5 separate regions of the Homo sapiens genome follow, and all the other regions are linked to region 2. A link is a contact called in ENCODE Hi-C or POLR2A ChIA-PET data. All regions are on one chromosome and are shown on one strand. Each heading gives the region's core, a stretch centred on a gene start or an enhancer-like site at or near the end of the contact. The rest is flanking DNA. Distances are from core to core; before and after follow the strand shown. Region 1 overlaps RUNX1 (RUNX family transcription factor 1). Region 2 overlaps LINC00649 (long intergenic non-protein coding RNA 649). Region 3 has its middle 24 kb from the start of RCAN1. Region 4 overlaps RUNX1 (RUNX family transcription factor 1). Region 5 overlaps RCAN1 (regulator of calcineurin 1).

Region 1 (5,968 bases), core at 291-2,790, 920 kb after region 2:
GCTCTGCCCTCCACGTGGCCCTGCCCTCTCTGTGGCCCCACCCCATGGCGGCTGGGACACAGCCCTTCTTGGCCAGCATCTGCAGAAGTAGGATCTGTGCCTCGGGGCACACGTGTTATGAGCCAAATTCCCTCATTGAAATGACCTATAGGCCTGGTATTTTAAGTACATGGGTGTGGAGCACAAAAGACTCTCAAGTGTTTCTCCCAGCGAGCTGCAGCCGGAATAGTGAGAAATCACAGGAGAGCAAGGGAGGGCAGGTTGGCTAAATAGCAACGGCCCCAAAATGGGCTTTTCAGGACCCAGTGCAGGGGTGGAAGGATGGGGCTGCTGCCGAGAGGGCCGGTGTTTCTGTTGGCAGCCTGGAGGATCCAAGGCTCCCTGAAGCACTCACTGGCCTTGGTCTGGTGAGGCCAGCAGAGGCTTTGGTCAGTGCACAGATGGCCCCAGCACTGATCCTGTGTGTGCTGCTGGAAGTCGGCAGCTCTTGGTTCCAGAGGGGGCCACCACGGGGTCACAGGGTGGCCTGCATGGAAGGAAGCCAAGGAAAGGGGTAAACAAGGGGTAAACACCAAGTCCTTCCTCCTGCTCACTGAACCCTGACCACCACAGCAGCATCAGTTCCAGCCAGGGCTTGGGTTCCAGGAGGACCATTAGAAGACCATTAGAAGCACCAAACGACACTCATACTGAATAAGAAGGTGAGAACAAAAAACAACAGGGCAGATGAGGTTTGTCTTGATGTAGGCTTGGAAGCAGTGAGAGAGAAGAATTCCATATAAAATCCCATGAAGGTGGAAACACAGTGGTGATTCATTCAGTGTGGACTCTCAAGGCAACCTACTTAGGTTCAAAACCTCGCTCTGCCACTTGCTAGCTGTGTGACCTCAGGCAAGTTACTTGACCTCTCTGGGGCCTCAGCTTTGTCATCTGTAAAAGGGGGTTAATAACAGTCATTCCATCTCGTAGCATTGTTCTGCAGGTTAAATGGAATGCTGAATATACAAGCAGAGCACAGGGAAAGGTCTCAGTAAATGTCAGTGGAATGATCATTAAAGACATGATAAAGGTGATTCCACAAAGACCAGAGCTGTGACAGATCCCGTAAGAAGGAGCTGGGGATGAAGTAGGCACTGACGTCTGACATGAGGAGGGGTTTTGTGCGTGTGTGTGTGTGTGTGTGTGTGTGTGTGTGTGTGTGTGTGTGTGTTCAGCAGGTGATGGGGCTGCTACCAGGCCTAAACGCAACTTGAACTTCAAGTTCAAGTTCACTCCTGCCCCGCCAGCTGGCGACCTTTGTAAGGCACAACTGTGAGTGGCTGATATGCTATGTAAACAAGCCAGGCCAGTGCTCCTCACTGCAACATGTGTTGTCTCCCTCGACGCCAGTGTGTCCATCCAAATGCCAGGGCAAAATACTAACTGCTTTATTTAGTTGGGAAGAAGGTCAAGGGGTGAGTCTTCCTGGACACTCGCTGCCATGACACACTCCCCAGGGCCAGTCAGCGGGGAGGCCCCAGGTCTAGGCTTGATTAGTCTTGACGTTGGCGGCCCTGGGGCTGGTGAACTCTGACAGCCAATTGTGGTCAAATAAAGCCACGGCTGGAACCTGCAGTTCCGCATGGCCCAGCGCACTCTCCACTTCCTCACCACATCTGGGAAGTGGCTAAACCTCAGGATTGCTTCAAATGTGCACACTGCTCCCCAAAGAGCTGAGGGTGGCAAGGAGATTACAAAGCAAAAAGACATGCAGCTCGGGGTCATTTCTTGCCTAGGTGTGAAGAACATATTTAAAAGTGCATCCAGGCCACATCAGAGCAGAATCCTCCTATAACACCCCGTGTCTGACGGGCGAGCCCCGACTCCTGTTGTGACTCGGCCTCCTCAGGTCTAGTTTGCAGGTATCCCCGGTCTACCTGAGTTGGCTCTGCAGCAGACTCTGTTCCTGTCACTCTCCTTAGTGTAGGTCTGTAAGCATGAGTCATCTTCTTCTTTTGGGGACAGTTTCAGGGGATGTGAAACTTGCCCTTTGTCACGCAAAGGAAGGCTGCAGACACAAAGGAGCCGTCTGCCCTGGGGGCTCAGAGTCCTTAGGAAACACAATCGCAACATTTTTCACTCTTGTGTTTGTCTGCAGGAAAGCCAGTTGTGCCCAGAGTCTTGAAACGCCCAAAGAGTGAGAAAGGAAAAATAAAAGAAAAACATCGCAGCTTTTAAAAACCAAGAGAGTCAGTGAAGGCTCAGGTTCTGCTCTTTGCAAATTCAGGAAATCCCACAAGATCCTGAAAGGTTGCAGGGAGATTTCTCCTTTTACAATAGATGGCTTTGGGTCTAATTTTAATTGCGGATAACTAAGTATAAAAATTAACGTACCCTCGGATTCCAGGAGTAGTCTGCATTTGGAGTATTTTTTATGAAGTATTTTTAATTTTGATTTCTCACTTTTCCACTGGAACAACCTAACAGCCAAAATTCATGCTTATGCTCCTCTTCCATTTCCTTACCCAAACATTTGCCACTATTTTTGACAGTGGAGTTGTATAATTAATTTATTTGGGGATTTCTGGACGGGATACAAATCCTTCAACTTGCACATAATTTCCTGATTCTCCATGCTGAATTGAATTAAGATGTCGGCGTACTGTATATACTTGTGTGCAAAGTGCCTGTATTTGCAGATTGCTTGATCCAATCGCACTCACATCACACATGCAAAATGCAGACTTGAGGCCTAAGCTACTGGCACCAGGACTACCCTCAAAAGTCAGACTGAAAATCAGGTCCTTAGAATATAGAACTCAGTTTTCCATGGAAATGGCATTTGTTTGGAATTATGGATTGTTTGAAAAATAGCTGTTTTACTTGGAGAAAACCGAAGACATGCAAAGCATTTTCTCTGGAGATGTTCTATGAAAATGAGTTGTTTGAGGACAGGGACAGAATTTTATTCATCTTTGTATCTTCTATTCTGAGGCAATAAAGAAAAGTTTGATAAATGAGGCCAGGCATGGTGGCACATGCCTGTAATCCCAGCACTTTGGGAGGCCAAGACGGGAGGATCACTAGAGCTCAGGAGTTCAAGACCAGTCTGGGCAGCTTGGTGAAACCCCATTGCTACCAAAAATATAAAAAATAAAATAAAATAAAATAAAAATAAAAAATAAAATAAAATAAATTAGCTGGGCATGGTGGCACACATTTGCAGTCCCAGCTACTTGGGAGGCTGAGGCACAAGAATCACTTGAACCCAGGAGGCGGAGGTTGCAGTGAGCCGAGATCACGCCACTGCACTCCAGCCTGGGTGACAGAGTAAGACCCTGTCTCTAAAAATCAATGAATCACTCTGCAAACTTTCAGTTTGACAGCCAGTCCTTTACAACGTCGAATTTCACTTGGAAGGCATAGCTTGCTTTTTCCAAGGCACAGGTATGCTGGGCTCAACTGCAGGCAGGGGAAAAGCTCAGGTTTGCAAAAGGAGTGGAGGGGCGGGCCTCTTTATTTGGCAGAATATCACCTATCCCACAAAACACCATGATGTTCTCATGCAATCTTGCATTTCCTTTCCTGAGATTTCATTTTCCCTTTCTAATCTTCCTTTTCCTTTTGATACCACAGTTCCCTAGGATCTCAGCTGGGGAACCAAGTTTTAACCAAAACACCCCAAAACCCTGAATTCGCAGCCCCCTGGAGACCAAGGCCACACCTGCTGCCCTGTGCTTCCCCCAAGGACAGCCACCAGATTTACCAGTCTTCACTCATCCATCAGGCTGTGTGTTTGGGCTGGGGTCACACAGGGCAAGTGACCAAAGTGACCTCCTGGGCCTGGCCTCCTCCTGATTCCGATAGTGCCCCTAGCCGGGTGCCTCAAACACACAGCCCAAGGCCACACAGAGCTGCAGCTGGGAGGCCTGAGGCATGGACATTCTTCAGGGAAGGAAGGCTTGGGGGGCGTCAGCTCCTGCTCACCAGCCTTGCAGCACTTGCCACTGCAGGTAGGAAGAAAGGCAGGTGAGTGTGGAGGTAGAGAGGGAAGAGAGGGAAGCTTGAGGCAAGCTTGAGGAGGGAGCTGACTTCTAGGTACAGTGCCATCTACCAAATGGGGTCCTTGCAAGCTGGATATACACATGCCTGGCGCTGCTTGAAAGGAGAAAGGAGAGCTTTCAGTCTCTGGATGGGTCTCTAAGCTCCCCACGCACCCTCCAAATGTCCTTTCCATTCTTTAAACTGTAAGCCAAGTATCTTTCCACAATTTGTATCTGGAGTTAGTTATAAGTGGTTCTCCATTTCATTAGGATCAGACCAAATTCCCAACGTGGATGTTAAGGCAATCCCCGCCCTATCTCTCTGTAAGGCTCCCCGCCATCACTCCCCAACCACCGCCACTGGAGCATCTCTCAGCTCCCAACAGGCCAGGTGCTCCTTCCTCACTCTGCTTTCTCTGCTGGGACATGATTCTTCATGCCTCCACCGGGTTAGTCTCCTTGTCACCTGCAGGTCTCAAGTGAATGACAAGTGGTCCAGGGAGACCCTCTGAACCTTCACCAGGTTCTGTACCTCTGAGCCTTGGCTCCCGCCACACCCATCTATCATGTGTTATCTACTCACAACAGGGATGGCCTACTTAATTGCCATGTTCCTTACTAGCCCCCAAGGCTGTGGGTTCTCTTTGGCTGACCGTCGTATTTCTCATGCTAGCCCAGTTCCTGGCACACAGTAGGTGCACAATGTATATCTGATAAATGAATGAATGAAAGAAATGCCCTTAGTAAATGACCTTGGGGGGTGGGGCAGAGGGAGAGTTCTAATAAAACAGGAATAGGTACTATATTTCCATCACAGGGTCAATGCCCAATAAAAGTTTGTAATTATATTATTATTACATAGGCTTTTACTTGTGAATACTTATGGAATGCCTGCTGTTATCTCATGCACTCTCATTTTAGTAGGCCCTTAGCAGGACCAAGGAATATAAATTCCTTGCCATCGAGGAGTGGGCCCTGAAAAACAGCATCATTCCCAACTTTTCAAATTCAGCAAGACCCATGCTGCCTCTGGCTTGCTCTCTCCCCTCCTCCCTCAGGGATTCTCGCTGTAGAAGGAAGAACATCATCAAGAGGGGCCCTAGCTCTTCTTCCTAAGTATAGTTACATACACACCATCTCGCTTTTATCATCCTAACATAGATGATATAAGTCATAGATGAAAGGCACTCTTAAACCTATTGAACACAGATGGGGAGACTGAGGCTGGCACATCTGAGTCCTACAGGTGTGCCCTCTTCTCATATTACATTATGCTACTTTTCTAGGACTCACAGAATCATCGCTAATAGATGTGTGTGTTTTCTATGTCATCATTACGAATCAAAGGAATATTAAATAGGACACAATGGGTTCGGTGTAATCTAGAGTTCAGGGATTTGGCCAGAATGCAAGATAATAGTGTAGTAAGAACCCTTCCAAGTGACAGCCAGATGAACCAGTGCTGAGTTTATACGTGGCCAAAAGAGAAAAATATGCATGGATGTTCACTTGCAGTTTATGAAAATGCTGAGACACAACCTTAAGAATGGCTTCCAGCGGAACATCCGGAAGTCCTCAAGTAGTCCAAGGCGAGCTGCCGTGGCACTGCTACAAAACCCCTTCAACTTGGGTGGAGGCAGCAATGATCACTCAGGAAGAATGTGATGCTGCCAGGTGCCAGCCTGTGTAACCCAGCGACAGGACAAAGGGATTATTCTGCTTCATTATTAAAATGAAGTGTTTACTGTTAAAATACGATTGGGAATTAAAAGGGGCACATATGAATCATAAATATTTGCATGCCATTAATGTTTGGACAAAAGAGTTGGAAAGGCTGAGTTGGGAGAACTTCTTTTCCCATGAAAAGCAGTGCTTCAAATTACAGTACATATTTAATTTCGTTTCTCCTATTGCTAACAGGAATCTCAGGGCCTGCCGCATATAAC
Region 2 (5,908 bases), core at 3,264-5,763:
TGCAGGTGGTCTGAAACCTATCGAGAACACTAGCTTGAAACATTTCAGATTCAGTGTTTTGTAAAGCAGAGGAGAGGCCATGATTGGCCATTAGGAGCTTCATCAAGCGTCAGCTTGCCCACAGCTTTGGTTTCCAGGGAGACTGGGAAGTAACAATACAATAGTTCATCTTCATTATGAGTGTACCATGCCAAGAGCTTTCCTAAGTGCTTTACATTCATTATCCTCTTTAATTCTCTTAAGAATTGTATGAGGTAGGTCCTATTATTACCTCTATCTTACAAGGAAACTGAGGATCAGACAAGGATATCTAGCTTATCCATGATTAGGTAGAGCTGACAATGGGATTAAATAATCAAGTCCTGCTACTGCCAGGTTAAGAAAACCCAGCTCTTTGTTGTTTTATAACAACTGGGGGAAGCTGGTGTGCATCATTGGCTGATAGGAAGAGAAATTGAATTCCACATCTATGTCCTACTTCATGCATGGATTGCTCTCAACAACCGTGAAACGGAATACAAAACAGTGAAACAGGTGAAATTCACATCTTGTCTTTCCGTGTGCATACTCTTAGGACCAGCCCTGGCCATGTTCTGTATATGACCACTTTAACCTCAAAACTGTACTGTTAAAACTCAACAATAAGAAAAGGAACAGTCCAGGCCAGGTGTGGTGGCTTACACCTGTAATCCCATCACTTTGGGAGGCCAAGGCTGGTGGATCACTTGAGCCCAGGCATTTGAGACCAGCCTAGGCAACGTGGCAAAACCCCGCCTCTACCAAAAAAAATAAAAAATAAAAAAACAACAACAAAACTCCAAATCGTGGTTGTGTGCACCTGTAGTCCCAGCTACTCAGGAGGCTGAGGTGGGAGAATTGCTTGGGCCCAGGAGGTGGAGGTTGCAATGAGCTGACATCACACCACTGCACTCCAGCCTGGGCAATAGAGCAAGACCCTGTCTCAAAAAAAAAAAACAAAAAGAAAAAGAAAAAATGAAAAGGAGCAGTTCAATTAAAAAATGGGCAAAAGACCTGAACAGACACCTCACCAAAGAAGATATATGGATACCAAATAAGCATATGAAAAGATGTTCAACATCATTTATTGTTAGGGAATTGCAAATAAAAATGACAAAAGATACAACTACATACCTATTACAAGGGCCAAAATCCAAACACTGACAGCACCAAATGCTGACGAGAAAGTGGAACAACAAGAACTCTCATTCTTTGCTGCTGAGAATGCAAAATGATACAGACACTTTGGAAGACACTTTGGCAGTTTCTTACAAAACTAACATACTCTTACCACATGATCCAGCAATTATACTCCTTGATATTTACCCAAATGAGCTGAAAACATATCCACACAGAAACCTACACAGGATTTTATAACTGCTTTATTCATAGTTGTCAAAACTTGGAAGCAACCAAGATGTCCTCCAGTAGGCGAATGGAAAAACACACTGTGGTACATCCAGACAGTGGAATATTATTCAGTACTAAAAGGAAATGAGCTGTCAAGCCATGAAAAGACATGGAGGAAATTTAAATGCGATTATGAAGTGAAAGAAACCAATCTGAAAAGGCTACGTATGATTCCAACTATATGATATTTTGAAAAAGGCAAAACGGTGGAGATAGTGGTTGACAGGGGTTGGAGGGAGGGCAGGATCAACAGGCAGAGCACGGAGGATTTGTAGGGACGTCAAACTGTTCTTTATGGTTCTGTAATGGTGGATCCATATCATGATACATTTGTCCAAACCAAAGAGTATACAACACCGAGAATGAACTCCAATGTAAACTACAGACATTGGGTGATAATGATGTATCAGTGTAGGTTCACTGATTGTGACAAAGATCATCCTCTGGTGGGGGACGTCCATAGTGGGGGAGGTGGTGCATGTCTGGGTGCAGTGGGCATATGGGAAGTGTACTTTCTGCTCAATTTTGCTGTGAACCTAAAACTGCTCTAATAATTCAAGTTCATTAATTCAAAAAGAACCCCTGAATTGTTTTAACAGGGATATTTGAATATTGAGTACTGACCAGATATTTACTGATATTAAGAAATTGTTGGCCAGGTGTGGTGGCTCACACCTGTAATCCCAGCACTTTGGGAGGCCAAGGCAGGTGGATCACCTGAGGTCAGGAGTTTGAGACCAGCCTGGCCAACAGGGTGAAACCCTGTCTCTACTAAAAATAACAAAAATTAGCTGGGCATTTTGGTGCATGCCTGTAGTCCCAGCTATTTGGGAGGCTAAGGCAGGAGAACTGCTCGAACCCAGGAGGTGGAGGTTGCAGTGAGCCAAGATCATGCCATTGCACTCCAGCCTGGGCAACAGAGCGAGACTCCATGTCAAAAAAATAGAAAAAAAAAAAAAAAAAAGAAATTGTTGGGGTTTTTTTTCAGGTGTGATACTGGTATTGTGGTTATGTTTTTAAAAAGTCTTTATGTTTTTAGCTGGGTGCGGTGGCTCAGGACTGTAATTCCAGCTACATGAGAGGATTGCCTGAGGCCAGGAGTTTGAGACCAGCCTGAACAACATAGTGAGTACCTGTCTCTAAAAAAAAAAAAAAAAAAAAAAAAAAAGTCTTTATATTTTAGAGTTATATACTGTAATATGTATGAATGAAATGCTATGAGGTTTTAGATTTGTTTCAAAACACTCCAATGTGTGTGTGTTGGGAGGAAGTAGATAAAACAGGGCTGGTGATAGGATGATAATTGTTGAAGCTAGCTGATGAGCACATAGAGCTTGATTACACTATTACTTCAAGTTTGTACATGTTTGGACATTTCCATAATGTAAAAACACAATTACATGCTTCAAGTCTCAATCCCTAGGTCTCTTACACTCTGGGAATGGATTTAATAAATTTAGCAAATGCACCTGAGGTTAATAATGGATTTATACATTGCTGTGGCTACAGAACATTTACATTTTGACACAGGTCTTCAATATCTTAATCTAAATAAGCAAATATTGTGGAAATTTCAGACATTACCCCAATCTGACAGGGCAAATATTTTTATTAGTTCTAACTTTCCCCTTCCCTAATTTACTTATGTATAGAATTGGTCCTCATCCCTGACTGTGGGGAGACTTTTGATAGTTATTACCTTTTCTTTCTTTCTCTTTCTTTCTTTCTTTCTTTCCTTTCTTTCTTTCTTTCTTTCTTTTTCTTTCTTTCTTTCTTTCTTTCCTTCCTTCCTTCCTTCCTTCCTTTCTCTCTCTCTCTCTCTCTCTCTCTTTCTTTCTTCTTTTTTGAGACAGAGTTTCACTCTGTCACCCAGGCTGGAGTGCAGTGGCGCCATCTCAGCTCACTGCAACCTCCCCCTGCTGGGTTCAAACAATTCTCCTGCCTCAGCCTCCCGAGTAGCTGGGATTACAGGTGATGCCTGGCGAATTTTTGTATCTGTAGTAGAGACGGAGTTTCACCCTGTTGGTCAGGCTGGTCTCGAATTCCTGACCTCAGGTGATTTGCCCGCCTCGGCCTCCCAAAGTGCTGGGATTATAGGAGTGAGCCACCACCTCCGGCCAACTATTACCTTTTCTAAGAATGCTTTATGACATCATGGCATTTCAAATTGTGTAACATTCAGAACGTTTTCTGTTGTATCCTTTCCTAGGTCTTCATTACTTTCCTGGGACTTGACAGGGCATATTGAATCTATCCTGTAATGCATGGGAATAAATAAGGATTCCAAAACGTGAATTGGATTTAGTTAATTTTTGTTTCTCCATGTCTCCATACACACAGGCAGCATGAGTGAGCATCTAGTATGTATTGGATATGTGCTGGGTTGATACCATAAAGAGATTTATAAAATGGTGCCGACTTTGAGGGGTTCACACTCTGGGGGAAAGACTGTGCTGTCTAAGTGAATAAATTTGGAGATTGAGGGCTTCATGGAGAGGAGGAAAGTTGTGCTTTATAACATCATGGCATATTTGCATGAGCCATGCAAATAAGAAGCTCATCACCCACCCGATTTATGTCAGAATCAGAACCCAAAGCCAGGGACCCACCAACCAACTGTTCGGCCCAGCACAGTTTCCCTGTGGCAATTCCACTTCTTTTTTTCTTATCTTACGTCGCAGTGTACTTTGTCTCTTGTAACTCCTGCAGGATTTTTCTTAAAGCCTTACATGGTGCTGTTATCACGTGGCACAAAATGAAGCCGACCTCTTTGTGTGTGGGAATAGAGGGAGCATTACACTGCTGGGATGCAACAGATGGAGGGTGGAAAGCTGTCCAGCACCTTGTCTCTTCCAAGATACATAGCCCAGGGGTATTCCCATTCCTCCACGACACAAATGACAACTTCCTTGAGCTCTGATGGCTTGCCAGGTGGCTGATGGCGTGGAGAACCTTGCTCATGTTTACCTGTTCTTGCATCCATTACTCACCTCTGCCCACGTGCCCCCACACTTGCACACAAAGCCACAGAGTGGCTTAAAAAAAAAAAATGAAAAGCCTCCCCCCAACCCTATTGTAAAATGTCAAGTGTTTCAGTTTTGAGAAAAAAGAAAGCTGAAGAAACCATGACTCATGACATGGGCTGACAAACAACGATCTGAAGGTATGCTGGTGAGTCACACTGTGGAGCTCTGCCTTTGTGTTGTGGTGAGGGCCGGGGCTGGAAGGAGTGTCATGGGACCAGCCAGTAAAATTCCACTACTCTCCGAAGCCGATTGGGAGGCAATTTAAAAACCCTGGGCTTTTTCCAGCCCCAGTGTAGTGGATGACTCTGGGTCCCCTCAGGTATGTCGATCTGTATGGGAAATCAGGAAGAATGATTATTAATAACTGGAAAAAAAAAACCTGTTAGTATCTTTCCATGCCCAATGCCATGCTGAACCAGCCCTGCCTGCTTCTGCAAGCCAGCGAGGCTGCTGGATTTTCTCGAAGGGTATTGAGTTGCTAAGCAACAGCACTGGCGGCGCCTATCATGCCCAGCGATGTCAATGCCTGAGTGTGGCCTGCAGAGCACATTTGCTCCCCTCCCCCTCGCCTCCTCTCGACCCCTTCCCCCCACTACATGAGAACATTAATTTGCATCTCAGGGACAGGAGCTGTGCCAGGTGATTCTGTGTATAAAACAGCGCAGTGCAGCCCCTGAAGCACAAATATTGTTTTGGGTTGCAAGGCGGTGCATGTGACGTAGTTGAAAATACAGACTCATTTGTGTATACTCCCCACGTAAGGAGGGTAGGCTTCATCTAAAAGCCTGCGTGTCAAATACTCCTTTCTAATACATCCTGGTGTGCTCTGCCTTGAAGTGTTTTTTTCCTGTCTGCCCATCCAGCATCTTATTTATGCCCCATTCTGTCCCTCTCTCTCGTTGCCTTTGTTCTGTGGTCTCCTGGGTGATGGAGTTATTGTTTGTGTGTAGGGATGTGTGGATAAAAGGGAGCTGATTTCTAGAGGTGAGATGGCCCTGTGGTTAACGGTTGGAGGCTGCTGTTGACAAGGCCTGTTGCTGTGGCAGTTTTGCTCCGGAAGTGGCCATTTTCTGGGCAGGGCTCCACCAGAGCACCATCTGTCTGTGCCTTTTACTTCCTGTCAAGAGGCAGCAGGCTTCGTGAGCTGGGGAAGTGCCAGAAGCAGCCTTCGAATTAGACAGACCTGGACCCAAACCCTTTCTCTTCCCCCCACCCATTTTGGCATCTTGGCACGAGACTGTCCCCATTTCTGGAAAGGGTGTTCACAAGAACAGTCTGGCTGGGTTGTTGGGATGACCGAGTGTGATCATGCGTCTCTATGGCTGGCCATGGTGTTTATTCGATGGCAGGTATTACCAGGATGGAGCGAGTCCCAGTAGGAAGGGCCTTTAGGATGTCATCTGGTTCCACCCAACAGGGATGGGAACTGTAATTCCCCACTCTCCCTGTGGAGA
Region 3 (5,577 bases), core at 2,796-5,295, 690 kb after region 2:
CTAGAATGGTTGTTCACCCTGTCTGGTACTGACTCTTGCAGTAGACAAAGATGAGATGATTTACAAGGTGGCATTTAAAGTTTGCAACTCTGCCAGCAGCACTGGGGGCTGGCTTGTCTACACTGTTTCAGGGTGTATAGATTGATAGTAACATCTGCTTTAACCAGTTACACAGCCTCATCTGCCTCTAAAAGATCCCTCTGCAGAGTTGCAAAAGCTCCCTTTCGATCAAGGTAATGTGCACACATTTGGTGGGTCATTCTGAAGACCGAGTTCACGCTGTGCAAATGAGAAAGGACAGCGAGGGTTTGTGCCTAAGTTTTCTAGCCTCTCTTAGGTTGCCTCCATTCTCTTTTCCTGACGTGCTCTATCCCTCACCTTTATTAAAGCTGTAGATGAGTGCACCTGTGGCATACCTTTGAGTCCTTCCAATGATTCCATCCTAGAAGGATCTGCTCTAGCCTGATCACTCACCCCTTCCTTTGCAAACTCCTCAAACACCCTAGAAATAGGGCATTTCTAGCTCTATTGACTTGCTTGTGTTTGGAATCATGCCAGGATCTCTCCTCGCTCTGAACCTTGGCATTACCCTTAGATTCCCAAATGTCTCGTTTGGCCCCTTAAGGCTTATAATGGTGCCCCTCTTCTGTGCTCTCAGAGCTCTTGGTGCTTGTCCTCCACTAGCATTTACCAGCCTGTGCTGGACTTGCCTGCTTTCTGGCTTGAACCCTCCGGGACTGTCTTAATCTGCTTAGGCTGCCATAACAAAGTACCACCGACTGGTGGCTTCAACAACAGAAATGTATTTTCCCACAGCTCTGGAGACTGGAATTCTGAGATCATGGGACTAGCGTGGCTCCATTCCTGGTGAAGACTCTTCCTGGCTTGCAGACAGCTGCCTTCTTGAGGTATCCTCCAGTGCAGTTCCATTGTGTGTGTGTGCAGAGAAAGAGGGCCCTGGTGTCTGCTTCTCTTCTAATATGGTCACCAATCCTATCAATTTAGGATCTCACCCCATAACCCTGTTTAGCTTTACCTCCTAAAACCATAGCTCTAAATATAGTCACATTGGAGGTTAGGGCTTCAGCATATGAATTTGAGAAAGGGGACACAACTCAGCCCATAGCATAGACTGTAAGCTCCCTGAGGGCACGGACTGTGCGGCATTCATCATTGAACTCCCGGTGCAATAATTGGCAATAAACATTTGCCGAGTAAATGAATGAATAAACTGATGAGGATGTCAGAGTCTTGCTGCACTCTTCACAACACCCCTCTGAGGTGAGTGAGACCTCATCCATTCACTGCAACCTTCTTCTGCTTTTTCCTCTCTACAGAGCTGAAGAGACAGAAACTATTTCCCAGCCTGCCTTGCAAACAGGGCTCCACATATGATTTGGAAGCTGCTGATTAGGTGCAGCCATGAGAGAGCTGACTTTGGAACTGAATTAAGTGCGAAGGGAGTGGCAGTAAGGGTCATATATATTTTTGTTGGTGCAGATCTAGTCGGTGTGGAGGGGCCATGGGGGTAAACATTGTCATGGTAGCCCCTGATCTCCATCACAGTTGAGGTGTTACATCACTGGAAGCAAAGGTTGATTCAGAGGTCCTGGGGCTGTGCCACTTCCTGATTCTAGAGTTTTGTGCTTGAGTTAAAAGAGGTGGCTTCCCTGGTGGGTTAGTCCTGCAGTATTGTTTTATGAGTCTTTCCTGCAGGCCTCTTCTCTAGCCTGCTTCTTTGACCCATGTGAAGGTTTTGTGAGCACACTACTCCTATATGAAATCCATTTCTGCTTAAAATAGTTAGAGTGGTTCCTGTGACTGCAAGGGAACCTTGCCTGAAACAGATGGAACTATCAAGCCCATCATACAGATGCATACCTGAAAAAATGAATGGCTACTCAAGGTCATAGAGGTTGTGATGTCTCAGCTGGTGTTTGAACCCAGGTATGACCTCAGTGAAGATGAGGAAGGTTGGTCCACAAAAATGGCATTGTATCTGGACCAAAGTTGAGAACAGGATAAACTGGTAAAGGGAAGACAGAACAGTGTGGGGATGGGAACACTAAGAGAGTAGATGGGCTGGGTTCAGTGACTCACGCCTGTAATTCCAGCCCTTTGGGAGGCCAGAGGATCACTTCAGCCCAGGAGTTTGCGACTAGCCTGGGCAACATAGTGAAACCCCCTTTTTATTTAAAAAAATAAAAAGGAGGAGAGAGGTGGAGCAAGATGGCAGAATAGAAGGCTCCACCCATCATCCACCCAGCAAGGCACCAATTTAACAACTATCTCCACACACATAAAAAAACACCTTTGTTAGAGCCCAGAATCAGGTGAGCACTCACAGTACCTGGTTTAAAAAACAAAAAAATTAGCTGGGTGTGGTGGTGCGCACTTGTGGTCTCAGCTGCTTGGGAGGCTGACATGGGAGGATCCCTTGAGCCCAGGAGTTTGAGGTTAGAGTGAGCTGTGGTCGTGCCTTTGCATTCCAGCCTGGGCAACAACGAGAGACCCTGTTTCAAAACCAAAAGGGAGAATGGATTACCACAGGGGCTCGACATGATCAAGTCAGTTTAGTAGGAACGACATGTGAGGCATGGCCCGGTCACAGGCATGAAGGTTCAGAATATAGCCTGGAGTACACATGTATCCCTCTGGGCCAGGCAGAGGCTTCACATCTTGGTGAAAGGCCTGGTCGCACTTTCTCTGGGTTTCAGATGGACTGTTAATGCAAAGTTGTTTTTGTGTTTTTGCAAATCCCAGGAGCTGGTGGATGGGGATGGTGTGACCCTGTTGGAACCTGCTGGCTGGCAGCCCTCCTTCAGAGAGACACCGTTTGGAAATTACCAGAGGCCTAGAGCACCAACCCCTCCCCAGACCTTGGAAGAATTCACCATGATCCCCTGGTAGGTTCAAGTCCACAGAGGATGGATTCTGAAGGGGAACATGCAAACCCATCAGCACCAACCCAGAGCTGTTGTAATAAGTCATCACTCCTGGGGCAGGGAGACTTGACTCTTCCCCTGATGATTAGGAGTTTTGTTGTCTTTTGATGTTCCCAGGCCAGATGCCACAGTTAAATTAGCAAAAGAACTCAAATAACCCTGAATAGAAGAAAGAGGAGACTCTCGTTATGATGCACCAATGATTGGTAAAGGTGACTTCCCACAGTGCTGTTTTGTTACAGGGCAATTTGCCAGGGTTGTTGAGGCCACCATGTTACTCCCAGCACTACAGTGAGATATATATATGTACTTACTGGAAGATCTGCAATAGTGTAAGATGTACTATTGCCTCTTTGAGCTTTTGGACAGATGTGTGGCTTTAAGAACTGTTGTGCACCCTGCGCCAGACAGCCAACTCATCGGAGACCCCGAGGAAACAGTCAGTCAATTGGTAAAGGTGACCATACATATCCTTATTCCCATGGGAATTCAGGTGCTTGGTTTATCAGAGTAGATTGTCACTAAAAATGTCCAAACTCTCTGATCATCTTTTTTTTTCACCCTCACCACCCCCATGTTGATTTCAGACTTCTAGTCTCTGGAACTGCAAGATAATAAATTTCTGTTTTTTAAAAAAATTGTGGCAAAATATATATAATATTTATCATTTTAACCATTTGTAAGCATCCAATCCGGTGGCATTAAATACATTCCCAGTGTTGTGTAACCATCATCACTATCTGTACCTAAAATATTTTCCCCCATTGTTAACTCTGTACTCATTAAACAACAGCTCTGCCTCTCCACCCCGCCAACCCCTGCCCCTAGTAACTTCTATTCTACTTTCTATCTCTATGAATTTGACTATTCTAGGTCCCTCATATAAGTGCAGTTACAAGACATTTGTCTTTCTGTGCCTGGCTTATTTCACTTAGCACAATATTTTCAAAGCTCATCCATGCTGCAGCATGTATCAGAATTTCATTCCTCTTGATGGCTAAACAATGTTCCATCGCATGTGCATACTACATTTTGTTATCCATTTAACTGTTAATGGACACTGGGGTTGTTTTTACCTTTTGGCTATCGTGAATAATGTTGTCACAGACGTTGGTGTGAAAATACTGGTTTGAGTTTCACTTTCAGTTCTTTTGGATATATACTCAGAATTAGAGTTGCTGAGTCATAGGATAATTCTATGTTTAATTTTTTGACGAACCACCAAACTTTTCTACAGCAGTTGCACTGTTTAATATTCTATTTTATTTTTCTTTTCTTAAGCAAAAAAGGGAATATGTTGGGCTCATGTAACAGAAAAGTTTGGGGTGGAACCAATATAGCTTGCTTCAGGAGTCTCTTAATCTCTCTGATCTCTCTCCATCTCGTCCCTGCCCCCTCCCACTGCATGCCTTTCTCAGGCTCCACGTGGTGACGAGATGGTTGCAGCAGCTCACACAACCTGTTCTATTCAAGTTCATGTCCATTGACTCTGTGAGATCATTGGAGAAACTTTAGGGTTCTGGCTTACTAGAAGGGTGACTAGATTCTGGATGGCAAAGAGGACAGTTGTCCCCTACACCTTTCCCACTCCTTTAAATTTCCCCCACCTCAGGACAGCTTCAGCCTCTCCAGCCCAGCTCCATGTCCATAAACCTTCTGGTGTTCAGGAACTCAACTTCTCCATCACTTTTAATTCTTCCTTCTTGCTTGAACTGCACATCCAATCAGTTCCACTGCCCTGCCAATTCTTGCTTTGAAAATAGTTTTTCCTCTGAGTCACTTCCATGGAAAGCATTCATGATTCAGGTCCGCGTAAAGTGGTTACTACAAGTGCCTCAGATGCTGGCAGTGATAATGCATCCTGGGAGGTCTACACTGGTAAAATCGTCACCTAACAGGGGGACGGGCTGTCTGTAGAAGTCTCTAAGATGGGTTGGTCCCTTTGAGGCTGGAAATTAAAAAAAAATAAAATTTAAAAAAAAGTTTTCCTGTATTAGGCTGACTTGTCCCAGAGGCAGCAACAGGCACAGCCCAGACCCAGGAAAGGTCCTAATAATGTTATCTAATGTGCTCTGAAGACTCTCCCAGCACTCCCTCAACATAGAAAAAAAAATTTCCTTTGTTTTATGAAATGAGTTTGTAGGTTCCTCTTCTCTGTAACTAGTGACTTCAAGTATTCTGTTTTCTCTAAGAAGTACAACAAAGGTCATAAGAAGCTTGAGTAGGCCCAAACTACAGCTGCCTGGGCACCATAGTAAAGGTTATAGGATAAGCCCATGCCCAGGCAAAACTAGATAACGGACATCTGGGTTGCTTGGCAACGGTCATGTGCAATCCTGTCTTTGTCCTGCCTCAGTATCCCTGCTTTCATGCCACTGTAAGCTTACTTCAAGCTAGCCCACCCCCTTTTGTAAAGTGTGTATAAAAGTCAGGTGCTGTCTTTGTTCTGGGCCCAGTCTTTTGGACGTTGAGTCAGCTGGGCCCGAGTACACTCAGTAAAAACTCTCCTGTTTCAACCTGAGGTCTCTCTCGTCCTCCTGAATCCTGCACCACCTTCTCCAGATTAATGTAAGCTTGGTCTTAGGAAGTCTCAGTGGACCTACTGAACTTAGGAGAAACCTGTGGCTTAGGC
Region 4 (5,766 bases), core at 781-3,280, 860 kb after region 2:
TGCAACAAATATAAAAGTTATAAATATGATTGATACTACTGCAGTTATATTAATACTTAGGTTAAATATGAATACTCTAAATGCACCAATTTAAAGACAGAGATTGGCAGTGTGGATTAAAGACAAGACCCAACTACATATTGTCTACAAGGGACCTATTTTAAATAAAAATATTTATACAGATTACAAGTAAAGGGATGGAAAAAGGTACACCATGCTAACACTGATTGAAAGAAAGCCAGAGCAGCGATGTTAATTTTATACAAAGCTGACTTCAGAGGAAGGACAATTTTCAGGGATAAAGAAGGGAATTACATGATGATAATGTGGGTGAATTCTCTAAGAAGACAGCATCTTTAATATATGTCCACCTAAAAACTGAGTGTCAAAAAACATGAGGCAAAAACTGATAGAACTACACGGAGAAATAGGTAAATACGCTATTACAATTGGAGACTTCAACAACCCTCTTTCAGTAATTGATACATCAAGCAGGCAGAAAATTAAGACACAGTTGACCTAAACGGCACTACCAGTCAACTTGATCTAATTAACATTTATGGAATACTCTAACAACAGCAGAATACACATTCTTCAGCTCACATGGAAGATTCACCAAGATAAGCCATATTCTGGGCCACAAAACACACTTTAAGATCCTTAAAAGTATAGAAAGCATACAAAGTATTTTCTCAGACCACATGGATTTAAATTAAAAAGCCAATAATAGATAACTGGAAAATCTCCAAATATTTGGAGATTAAACAACATACTTCTACATTAGACATGAGTCAAATAAAAAGTCTCAAGAGAAATTAAAAAATGTTTTGAACTAAATGAAAATACAACTTATTACAATTTTTGGATGCAGATAGAACAGTACTTAGAGGGAAATTTATAGCATTGAATACATATATTAGAAAAGAAAGATCCAGAATCAGTCACTGAAGCTTCCACCTCAGGAGACTGGAGAAAATAGCAATACAGACCTCAAGCAAGCAGAAGAGAAGAAATAATAAAAATTAGACTAGGAACCAGTGAAATTAAGTACAGGAAAATAATAGACAAAATCAATAGAACAAAATATCTTGTTCTTTGAAAAGTTCAAAACATCCCTCTTTGTCCTCGTGCTCCCCACAGGCGCTGGGAGAAGATGGATAGAGACCCCTCCCGGCCCTCCTCTGACTGTCCACTCTAGGGTCTTTTAAACACCCACCCTCAGAAGCTGGGTTTCCAACAGCACCCCTTGAGCGGTGGCACCCTTCATCCTGGGCTTGGAGAAGGTTATAGTTAGAAAGCCCCTTCCTTGATTGTGTGGCTGACATCTTTAAAACGCCAGGTCTTTCAGTCATCTCTCAGAGCTATTTAAAAATAAAAGTCACATAGACCACAGGGTTCTACCATCTATTTTTGAAAAAGGCAAATCAGCTTGGTGAACATATAAACCCTAGGGGCAGCCCTGGTTATTTCCCTGGAGGAATTTTTTCCCTCCTTCATCCTGGAGGAAGGTAGGGACGTTCCCAGGGTTCCCTCCAGATTCACCTCAGTCATGGGGAGCTGGTGTAATGCCCTCTTGGAGACCTCAGAACACACAACAGGATGTGACTCAGGACTCAGAGATGTGAGTCAGTTTCCAGGGTGATGTGTTAGGGCGAGCCCCAGTGGTGGTTTGCATCTCACTGTCTGGGACCCCTGGGAAGAAAGGCCTAGGCTCCCCTTGCAGACAAAGGGGGTGACCCCAGATGCTTCCCAGCATCACATCTGTCAGAGGTGTGTGATGTCAGGGGCCTTTCAGAGTCCCTGGGGGTGGGTGACTCTGCTCTGAAAGGGACATTTCCCTGAAAGTTCCACTGTCTTTGAGAAGCAGTGTTTCCTCTGGCCTCTGCAGCAGGGAGCAAAGCTCCGGCACAGCACAAGTAAGAAGAGCAGTCACCTATTCCTACTACAGGTACCCCCAGGTAGCAGACACCGGCTCAGCACACTGTTGCTATATCATTGAAATCCCATGATAACATGAGTCAGTCAGCACCAGCTCTGGATCCTGGAAAAAAGGGAGGTTGTGAAACAGCTCCAGGATTTGCCAACCGTTCGTCTCTGGCCGGCTGCAGACATCTTGGTTAGTCATGTGTAGCTCAGATGCATTCGTTGTTCCAGCAATTACTTTGAAGAGAAGCAGACAGACCAAGCCGGGGCAGAACCCTGCCTGGGTATGCTGTTTTAAAGGCCTCAGGTTTTGAGGGATCCCATCCTCACTGCCGACCTGCCAGCCTGGGAGGTGGCAGGCTGCCTGCGGGAAGGAAGAAGGGAGCCCTGTGTCCGCCTCTCCACCACTCCCTGCTTCCGGGACCCGTATTCATCACCTCGCCGGGGAAGCTTTGTGGCTTTGTGGTCAGGGCCCTGTGAATCAAGAATGCTGGTTCCTCACATCAGGCCGCCCCCAACCCTGCTGGTTCACCCTGGAGTCCTTTTCTTTTCAAACCTCTGTTTCCTCACCTCTAAAAATGGGGGTAACCAGGCTCACTTGCCTCACAGGTGTGAGAGTTAATTAATGTTTGTGGGGCAGCTTTGAGATCCACAGATGAAAGGTGCTCTATAAACGCAAAATGCAATTCCTCATTAGCACTGTCAGACGGTTCCCAGGGGAAACAGTTCACCCTGCACCACGAGGCTGCTACCCTCAGCCAGATGAGTCTGAGACACGTCTGGGAAAGGGCTACGTATTTAGGCAGAGTGCTTTTGGAGGGAGGGTTCAAGGATAGGTCACTAGCTTCCAGAAAAGATGGGTGTTTTTAGAACATGTCTCATTCTCAGTTGGCATCGTGTCCCTGAGGCAGAGGGAGAGTGGCCTTCAGTGCACACAGCTGGAGGGACCATAGTTCAGAGGGAACAGAAGGCACCTTCTGGTTTCTGCTGCCTCCTCCCTTGCAGACAGATTCTTTCTCTGTACTTTGTTAAATAAACATTTGTTGCAGACATCTTTTCCATAAGGATCTTCTGCACTGTGCACTTTCTGCACCTCTGCCCCCCGTATACAACTTTCCAGGCCTGAAGGAGCTCTACAGACAGGTTGGGTACATTCCTGCAACACCAGCACATCATGGATGTTTAGATTCTTCTATGGCCACCCTATTTATTTCCTTCCACTCCTCCATGTCCTTCTTCTCCAGGAGGGTAAAGACAACTTTCTGCTCCCTTCTACTCCTCTGGCACCTTTGCCCCGCTTAGTTCCTTGAAAAACATGAGCCAGAAATATTGTGTTGAGGGCTGGGATATCTCAAGCAGCCTCCATCCTGAGACTGGACCCTTGGTGGAGAATGAGGATACTCACTCCAGTAAAACAAATCACTGACACCTCAAGTGGGAGCTGGGAAGCTTCAAGCAGAAGAGGCACAGCATCTCCCAGGACTGCACACAGCTAAAGAAACAGAATTTTCTGAAGAACACTCCATTGAGGTGGCACCTGATATCAAGAGGATTGTGCACGCTTGATAGTCTATGCTTGGAAGGCCTGGGTTGGGAGACTGTCATCTCCAACCTGCAGTCCAGGCTGGGCATGGAAGGCCGTGCTTTACAGCCAATCTCCACTGTGCTGATGAGGGGCCGGTGGGATTTCCTAGAGAGGCACCTGTGATATCTCTGGCTAAACAGATACAGTTAAGAGCTGTCGCTGGGGCAGATCATGTTAAGTAACATGGCTGAGATTTGCCAGGGTCCATGTAATGCCTTAGGGTGTCAGCACGCAAGAAAAAAAAAGAAGTGACTTTACGTCTGGGACTGCAGAGGCTACAAAATGATGAACCCCCTAACCTATGAGTTGTCGATATTGGAGAATACGATGCTTTTGAGCCCAGCTCAGATGGAGATCTGTTCCACACAGGTGTGTGTCATGCCAGTTTGCAGCCTGGGCTTCCTCTGGTGACTACCCCATCCATCTCTGCCACTGCCCCAGCTCTCTGTGCCCAAGTGCTGTCCCTGAGCCAGACCTCTGGTGGGAGAGGCCGAGGGGGCATGGAGCAGTGATCTCAAAAGCCTTCCTCTCTACACAAACCCAACCACGGGTTTCTCAGTGGGCATTCTCCTAGCTGCAGCCTTAGTTTTTACTTTGGCACTTTTTTGATGTTGTAAAATGTTAGAACTGTTTGAAAAATTCTAGAGTGGCTTGAAGCCCAGCAAGCAGTCTCTGTTGTCTTCTGCTTCCATATGACATGGGCCCTAAGGCAGGCTTATTGGATTTTATGCCAGGGATTCTGGTTTTAAGCAGCAAACTCTGAGGCATGGCATTCTAATAAAATCAGAAGAAAAACTCATATGAATGGGGGAAAAGGAGAATTCAAAACAATAAACATGAAATATGGCTTAACATAAAGATGCTTTTGTTTGTTCTGGCCCCAAACATTTTCAGGATTTGGGAACCTCATCCCAGAGCTGTCTCTCTAAAAGCCAAAAGGGCTTCAGTAAGGATACAATAAGGGCATAGTTCTGCAGTCTGAGAGGTAAGGACAGAGACCCTAGCTTGGCCCCTCACTCACAGTGTGCTGAAGCAAGTAACTTAATGCCTTGGAGACTCAGTTTCCCCCCATAAGGAGATGTTATTGCATCTGTCCCTTAGATTCCTGGGAGGGTGAAATGTGCCCCTCTGCCCGATATTGTCAATGCAGTAGCTGGCACCTTGAAGGCAGGAAACAGTCTTCTCTCCCCTGCCCTTCCAGGAAAGGATAACAGTGTCTGGAGAGTACTGTTGGCTTAGCTGGTTGTTGCTCCAGGTAACAGAAGAGGGAGAGGCTTGGTCTCACAAAGCCACCAGAAATGAGACCTTCCTTAGGCAGCCAGAGTTCCAAGGTGCACTATTCCAGCGGGGTAGCATGCACCGCTAGGATGCAACATAAGCCCTTCCTCCTGCAGAGCAGCAGCCTCCTCCTTCACAAGGAGCACCATAGCCACCCTGCAGAACACAGCTGCGTCAGGGCCTCACAGCAGTGTTGCACCGTGCCAGCCACAACACAGATTCTGAAAGCTGCATTTTACAAATCGAGGATTCACTGCTCTTTGTCTTGTGAAGTGTGACCCACAATGAATGGCAACCGTTCTTTCTTTAAGAGCTTCCATTCCATGCTCCCAATTTGAAGGATATCCTGACAAAGGGAAGTAGAATTCCCCAAGTGGAAGTGCCTCGTCCCCTTCAATAAACGCGAGTGAAATCAAAGGGCTGCTTCTGTGCTCTCTTCCTCTGTTTTTCTCATGCAGTCCTCCCATCTGACTACCTTGTCACAGCTCTTCTTTTCCTACCTGCATCCTCTTCACCTTGTTTTCCTTTCCCACACATCAGGCCAAGGCTTCTAGAATTCCTTGCAGCAAGAGCTGGAGGACAGAACCTCAGGGAACTGCCCTGTGGGAATGCTTCATGTCGTCTTCTACACGCCCTCTGACCTGGCCGCTGCACACAGGTCTTTCACTCTATGTGATTCCCTGGCTGCCCCTTCACCTCCAAGAGCTCTGAACGGCTTTACAACTAGGAAGTCTCTGAATGTGCAGAACAATGAGTTTCTCTTTCAGCAGGGCCTTGCCACCCCAGTTGTTTTTATTCCCCCCTCTGATATGCTAGAGATAATGATAGATCCAGGAAGTATATTTTCTTCACACTAGGAGGGGCCTTGCCCCACAACTGGAGACATGCCATTCCTGTCTTTACTGTCTGTTCTGATGGGAGCTCCTGAGAGATGGCAGGACAGGCAGCCTTCATTCCTAAACACAGTGTCCTGCAGACCC
Region 5 (5,476 bases), core at 2,571-5,070, 600 kb after region 2:
GTGTAGGCGCTTATACTAGTTAGTTAACGTTCCACTATCATCCACTGTCATGTGGCATCAAATAAGCAGGTGCTTTTATTAAAGGACATATATACTTTACTCATTTTGAACAAATTTGATGGCTTGTATTTTTTTGCATGGCATTGGGTTAGTGCTAATATCTATTAACGGATGTCCTGGATTTCTTAGGAAATCCTACCTTTGCATATTTCATTTTAAAAATAAATGCTATTCACGGGGCGGGAGCGATGGCTCACGCCTGTAATGCCAGCACTTTGGGAGGCCGAGGTGGGTGGATCACAAGGTCAGGAGATAGAGACCATCCTGGCTAACACGGTGAAACACTGTCTCTACTAAAAACACAAAAAACTAGCCAGGCGTGGTGGCGGGTGCCTGTAATCCCAGCTACTCGGGAGGCTGAGGCAGGAGAATGGTGTGAACCCAGGAAGTGGAGCTTGCAGTGAGCTCAGATTGCGCCACTGCACTCCAGCCTGGGTGACAGAGTGAGACTCCATCTCAAAAAAAATAAAATAAATAAAAAAAATTTTTTTAATGCTATTCATGCAACACATTTTTAAAATTTTGGTAAGGACATAAAAATAAATACATTGGACAAAATCTTGTGTTTCTGCATACACCCAAATTTGGGCTTGGAAAGTGCCTATAAACAGAGGTGAGGTGGGGAGGATGCCATGTGTGGTGTGGTGGGATGTCATAGGTAGCTATGATAAAGACAATTCTGGAAGAACAAATTCTCTGAAGATGGCTGCAACACTGTCTCCTACTCCACATGCTCTCCTACAGCCTTGCCATTCCTGTTGGGAGAAGGAATGTATGTCCCCTGCCCTTGAATGTGGAGGACCTTTGTGAGTGCCTCAAGTGACACTATATGGTGGAAAAGACACCAAGTTTAGGTCATAAAAAGCCATGCCCTTCTGCCTTGTTCTCTCGGGGCACTTCCTCTTGGAACCCAGTTGCCCACCATGCTTTCAGGAAGCCCAAGCAGCCCATGAAGAGCCCATACAGAGACGAACTGAGGCTGCTGGCCCAGAGCTCTGGCTGAGCTCCTCACTGGCAGCTGGTATTTTTGCCAGCTATATAAGTGTGACAACTTGGGAGTGGACCCTCCAGTCGCCAGCCAAGGGAAACCCAGAGGATGATGCATGGAGGAGAGAAGAATCATCTCTGTGCAAACTGCAGATTCACAAGCAAAACAGATGACTATTGTTATTTACAGCCATTACGTTTTGGGTGGCTTGTTGTGCAGCAATAGTAACTGGAACAACATTTCTGCGATGGGCAGAAGTGGCAAGGATTGTAACTCATTAGACTCAGAAGGCGAGGTCACCTGAGTAAGCAGGGTCCTTAGTGGAACAGTGGGTGTAAGAGGAAGGAGAGATGGGTGGGTGTGGGGCTTCTTGCCATCTACATATGTAGGGTCTGCCTTTTACTTGCACATCTGTGAGAGGTGTACAACAGAGTTGTAGAAGTATGGACTCTGGAGCCAGGCCACCTGGGTCTGAACCTGGTGTTCCATTTCTTAGCTGTGTGACCTTGGGCAAGGTTCTCAAGTCCCATGTGCTTCAGATTCTTCATCTGTAAAGAGGATAATCACAGGACCTACCTCATGTGGTGGTGGTGGCACAAATTGACCTAATGCCTACATTGAGGCTTGGTGCATAGGAAGTTTCCATGAAAGCGTTCACTGTTATGATCCACATAGGTGTGGGCCTCAGACTATGAGCTGGGCTGAATGACAGCCCCTCCCTAGTCCCTGGAGCTTGTAAATATGTTGCCATACATGGAAGAAGGGACTCTGCAGGTGTGACTAAGCTAAGGATCTTGAGACTAGGAGATGATGGATTACCAGGGTGGGCCCAGTGTAATCAAGGTGTCTTTATAAGCAGGATATGGCAGGGCTGGAGTCGGAGATGGAGACAGGATGATGGAAGCAGAGATTCGAGTGATATGGGGCCATGAGCCAAGGAAAGTGGGAGTCTTTGGAACCTGGGAAAAGGCAACGAAACGGATTTTGCCCTAGAAGTAACGCAGCCAGGCTGACACCTGATTTTAGCCCATTGAGACTGATTTTGGAGTTTGATCTCCAGAACTGTACAGTCATAAATCTGTGCTGTTTTCAGCCACTAAAATTGTTTGGTAATCTGTTACATCAGCAACAGGAAGCAAATACAAATTTAAGACTGGAGAAAGGTAGCTTTATAGAACATCCAGCAGCTAGAATGTTCAAAGGAAGTTGGGCTTTGGAATCAATAAACTGCTGTCCTTTTATTTCTTCTTCTCCTGACTTAGGCTTCGAGGGATGACATTTTCTTTTTAATCCTAGCATGTGAAGTGGCCAAAGCTCAGGCTTGGGTGTCAGATGGGCCTGGGCAGGAACCCTGGCTGCAGTCCTTACTTGCTGGGGGTCCTCAGTCAACTGGTGGTGCTGGCCAAGATGACCACAGTGGCACTGACAGCCAGAGTCAGTTGCCTGCTAGCCATTCGGAGTGGTCAGTGCCCACGAGGTACCAGTTACTATGTGCTATGAATATTATCTCTAGACTGAATCCTATGAACTTCAGTTTCCTCATTTGCAATTTGGGAACAATCTAAGTCAAAGGTTGTTGTAGAATGTGCATAGGTAGGTGCTTTTCAGACTGTGGCTGCCACAGCAGCAGTAGCTGCCTTACTTGGCAACTTGCCAGAATTCTTGCCCTACCTATTGTGGTAGGCTGAATTCTCAAATGGCCCCCTGGTGGACAAGCTTTGCATGATCCCGGGACTCTGTGATGGATTCTGTTTCCACAGTTAGGTTATATTACCCTGGGAGATTATGTGGGGTGAACACTTAAAAGGGACCGGGTTCTTTCTGAAGTCGGAGAAAGGATGGGAGAGACATTCTCTGTTGCTGATTCTGAAGATGGAGGGGGCCATGTGGCAAGGACTGAGAGTGGCCTCAAGGAGCTAGAGTGGCCACGGGGATCTGAATGTGCTTAGAAGCAGATTCTCCGCAAGAGTCTCCAGACAGGAACGCAGCCCAGGAGAGAACCGGTTCCAGCCTTGTTAACCTTGAGCAGAGAACCCTGTTGTGCACATGGTGATTTCTGACCTACAGACCTGTCAACTAAGAAATGGGCATTGTAAGCCACTAGATTTGTAGTAATTTGTCACACAGCAATAGAAAACTAATATATATTTACTGAATCAGAAACTCTGCTGGTTTTTGTTTGTTTGTTTGAGACAGGGTCTCACTGTGTCACCCAGGCTGGTCTCAACGAGCCTTTGCTGAATCTCTTCCTTGTCAGAGGAGACTGCTGGTCCCCAAGATAGAAAGTAAAGGAGACCCAGCCCTGCTGTCAGGAAGCACCCGCCTCGGGTTGGAGTAAAAGTCACACATGGGACGGGGCTGTAAGTCTCAGCAAACAGCAGTGCGAGGGACGCACGTGGAAGAGGGGTAGTGAGGGCACCTTGTGGGCAGGAGAGCCTTTTAAAGACTGTATGACGTGAACTCCAAGATCTATCCTTGAAGGCCAGGGAGTGGTTGAAAGATGGAGCCCTCTGATTTCTGACTTCACTTCTGCAAAGCCTACTGTGTCATTTACTCCTCACCATCAGTGGAGCGAGAGCCTCTGGGACCACGTCTCCCGAGTCCCATGCCTGCCATCATGGTGCGGGCTGGACCAGCCTTCTTAGTGGGATATGTTCCCCATAGAAAGTAAACCAAGAGGCAAAAGCAAAGCAAAGCTACGAAAGCAGGCTCAGTGCCCCCGCCCCTTGTTTCAGTGTCACCTCAAGTTTGCTTCTTGCTCTCAGAGGGAGATCACAGCATTGCACAACGGGCAGTGTTGACTATTTGCTGGCCCTTGTCACCCACCCTTCCAAAACTCGGGCAGAGGACAATCTGAACACCAGTGTGACAGTTTCTAACAAAAGGCTTTGCTAGTACAGTGCCTGAGTGTGGGTGTCCACTGAAAACTAATTTCAGCCCTGACTAAGAAAGGCATCTCAGAAATGAGGAAGTGTATTTTGGGCTCCTGTGGTTTCTGATGAAAAATGCTGCAATGTGGGGCATGGGTGAAAGGGAAACACTGAGAAAATAGATGTGACCCCCAGTATGCTTCCTTGAAGAAGTGGGGGGCTGGCCAGGCCAGGCACAAAGATCCTTTGTGTTCCCTGAGCCTGTGACTTCTCCCGCTGTTTCTCAGCAGTTACACTAACGACATTGTGGAGGAAACAGCTTCTCCTTGCATGGCCCTGCCCCTTGCACTCTAGACTGTTTAGCCTCCCTGCTGGTCAGTCCCCTCTCCCTACAAATGCCAGCAGCTTTCCCCCAGTCCTTGCTGCAACCACAAAGTCTCGCAAGGATTTTCAAATGCCACTGGGAGGATAGCGGTGCCACCCATGGAGAATAATGACCCCAGGCCCTAAAATGAAACAGGTTGCTCTAACATTCGAAGAATAGCCCCAGCACACCAAATGCATTCACTTAATTTCTTGTTCAACAGAAAAGAATGACCTCTTTTAATACAGAGCTGCTTTGAAACATGTCATTTCAAACAGGTCCTAAGAAGATCCTGATATTTGTCTGTATCTTAACTGGATCTCTGTGGGTTGAAAAACGCTCATAGAAATGTTGAAGGACATCAGTCAATCTTTAATAAGATGAGATTTCTCAGAGATACAACATGCTGTTTGACCATCTGAAGGATGCTAAAAGAAAGTGATTTACTGAAATAAAATAGATAACAAACATTTCAGTGACTTAGAAAATGGCGAGAAATCACGTCAGGCAAGTTTATATTTTTGTGTTAAAAAATCCCCACCTAACAACACTCTCTTCCTTACATTTCTTCCCAGCAGGCCAAGAACTTACTAAACTCTGGCTCTAGAAGAAAATGACATTAAAATGCTGACTTTACAGGTATATAGTCTAGCATTTGTTGGCAGTTACTTATTAGTTTTTTTTTTTTTTTAGAAATGTAAAAACTATTTTCTTTGTTTCAAACGAATAGGCTCTAACTTAAAATAATTTACTTGTACAATTAAATTGTCTGAAAAACCCCAACAATGCTGTTAACACGTTGTTAACAGGTACACAACTCCCCTCTATTTTAGGAGCTGACGCAAAGAAGACAGCACAAACATGAACAAGAAAACAATCGCTGTCGCTTAAAAGCAACACCGTCTTAGCAGTTTAAAGACAGACACTGCATGCTCACATACTAACAATAATTATGAGTCTCCAACTCAGAGGGTAGAAGTCAGAAGACGCAAACAACATCCACCGTACCAGGAACTGAAGAATAGGAGGAAGCAGGTTTAGAATAGCAATGGGTTTTTCCCTGAGATGTACATTTTACAAGAAGCATTCAATTCCATTTTAGATATGGAAAAAGAGCGTGTTTTTCCCATTAAAAGGGGGAAACAGGAAAAGTATAAGTAGCTTGACCCATTATTATGTCCTACCTGGAAAAAA

What was found. A loop is a pair of places that touch in the nucleus more often than their neighbours do. ChIA-PET counts read pairs that join two places held with the same protein, here RNA polymerase II (POLR2A). Pooled maps may share reads with other maps.
Region 1: a loop to region 2 is called in a pooled map, with 5 times the contacts of the local background. The contact joins two enhancer-like sites. A Hi-C loop is called at or near these places in 2 of 50 pooled maps. POLR2A ChIA-PET finds 5 or more read pairs at or near these places in 2 of 52 experiments (IMR-90 and activated CD4-positive, alpha-beta T cell).
Region 3: a pooled map shows a loop between it and region 2 (6-fold over the local background). The contact joins two enhancer-like sites. A Hi-C loop is called at or near these places in 3 of 37 single-sample maps with no recorded cell type and 3 of 50 pooled maps. POLR2A ChIA-PET finds 5 or more read pairs at or near these places in 1 of 52 experiments (MCF 10A).
Region 4: a pooled map shows a loop between it and region 2 (2.9-fold over the local background). The contact joins two enhancer-like sites. A Hi-C loop is called at or near these places in 3 of 50 pooled maps. POLR2A ChIA-PET finds 5 or more read pairs at or near these places in 2 of 52 experiments (Panc1 and activated T-cell).
Region 5: a pooled map shows a loop between it and region 2 (12-fold over the local background). The contact joins two enhancer-like sites. A Hi-C loop is called at or near these places in 3 of 37 single-sample maps with no recorded cell type and 4 of 50 pooled maps.

The regions. Positions count from the first base shown.
Region 1 is chr21:34,864,116-34,870,083 of GRCh38, forward strand. All of the region lies in intron 5 of RUNX1 (RUNX family transcription factor 1), which reads right to left. All of the region lies in intron 1 of RUNX1-AS1 (RUNX1 antisense RNA 1), which reads left to right. Among named protein-coding and RNA genes, the nearest start is that of RUNX1-AS1, 31 kb to the left of the region's middle. RefSeq lists enhancers at 1,185-2,384, 1,655-1,824, 1,865-2,144, 3,125-3,792, 3,793-4,458. Within about 2 kb of position 1,541, at least 17 of the 41 ENCODE cell types and tissues checked have a DNase peak (open chromatin) inside an H3K27ac peak, as active enhancers do.
Region 2 is chr21:33,943,343-33,949,250 of GRCh38, forward strand. It overlaps LINC00649 (long intergenic non-protein coding RNA 649), which reads left to right. Exons shown (of 3, transcript NR_038883.2): 2 at 2,468-2,553. Among named protein-coding and RNA genes, the nearest start is that of LINC00649, 15 kb to the left of the region's middle. RefSeq lists enhancers at 4,005-5,204, 4,379-4,858, 5,389-5,448 and a silencer at 4,243-4,537. Within about 2 kb of position 4,514, at least 39 of the 41 ENCODE cell types and tissues checked have a DNase peak (open chromatin) inside an H3K27ac peak, as active enhancers do.
Region 3 is chr21:34,636,311-34,641,887 of GRCh38, forward strand. No RefSeq gene overlaps it. Among named protein-coding and RNA genes, the nearest start is that of RCAN1, 24 kb to the left of the region's middle. RefSeq lists enhancers at 3,949-4,148, 4,179-4,288. Within about 2 kb of position 4,046, at least 2 of the 41 ENCODE cell types and tissues checked have a DNase peak (open chromatin) inside an H3K27ac peak, as active enhancers do.
Region 4 is chr21:34,806,086-34,811,851 of GRCh38, forward strand. The region is part of intron 7 of RUNX1 (RUNX family transcription factor 1); the gene reads right to left. Among named protein-coding and RNA genes, the nearest start is that of RUNX1-AS1, 27 kb to the right of the region's middle. RefSeq lists enhancers at 1,185-2,384, 1,898-1,967, 2,246-2,756, 2,271-2,770, 2,584-2,652 and a cis regulatory region at 2,604. Within about 2 kb of position 2,031, at least 23 of the 41 ENCODE cell types and tissues checked have a DNase peak (open chromatin) inside an H3K27ac peak, as active enhancers do.
Region 5 is chr21:34,541,416-34,546,891 of GRCh38, forward strand. The region is part of intron 1 of RCAN1 (regulator of calcineurin 1); the gene reads right to left. Among named protein-coding and RNA genes, the nearest start is that of KCNE1, 32 kb to the left of the region's middle. RefSeq lists an enhancer at 2,251-5,476 and a silencer at 2,622-2,771. Within about 2 kb of position 3,821, at least 24 of the 41 ENCODE cell types and tissues checked have a DNase peak (open chromatin) inside an H3K27ac peak, as active enhancers do.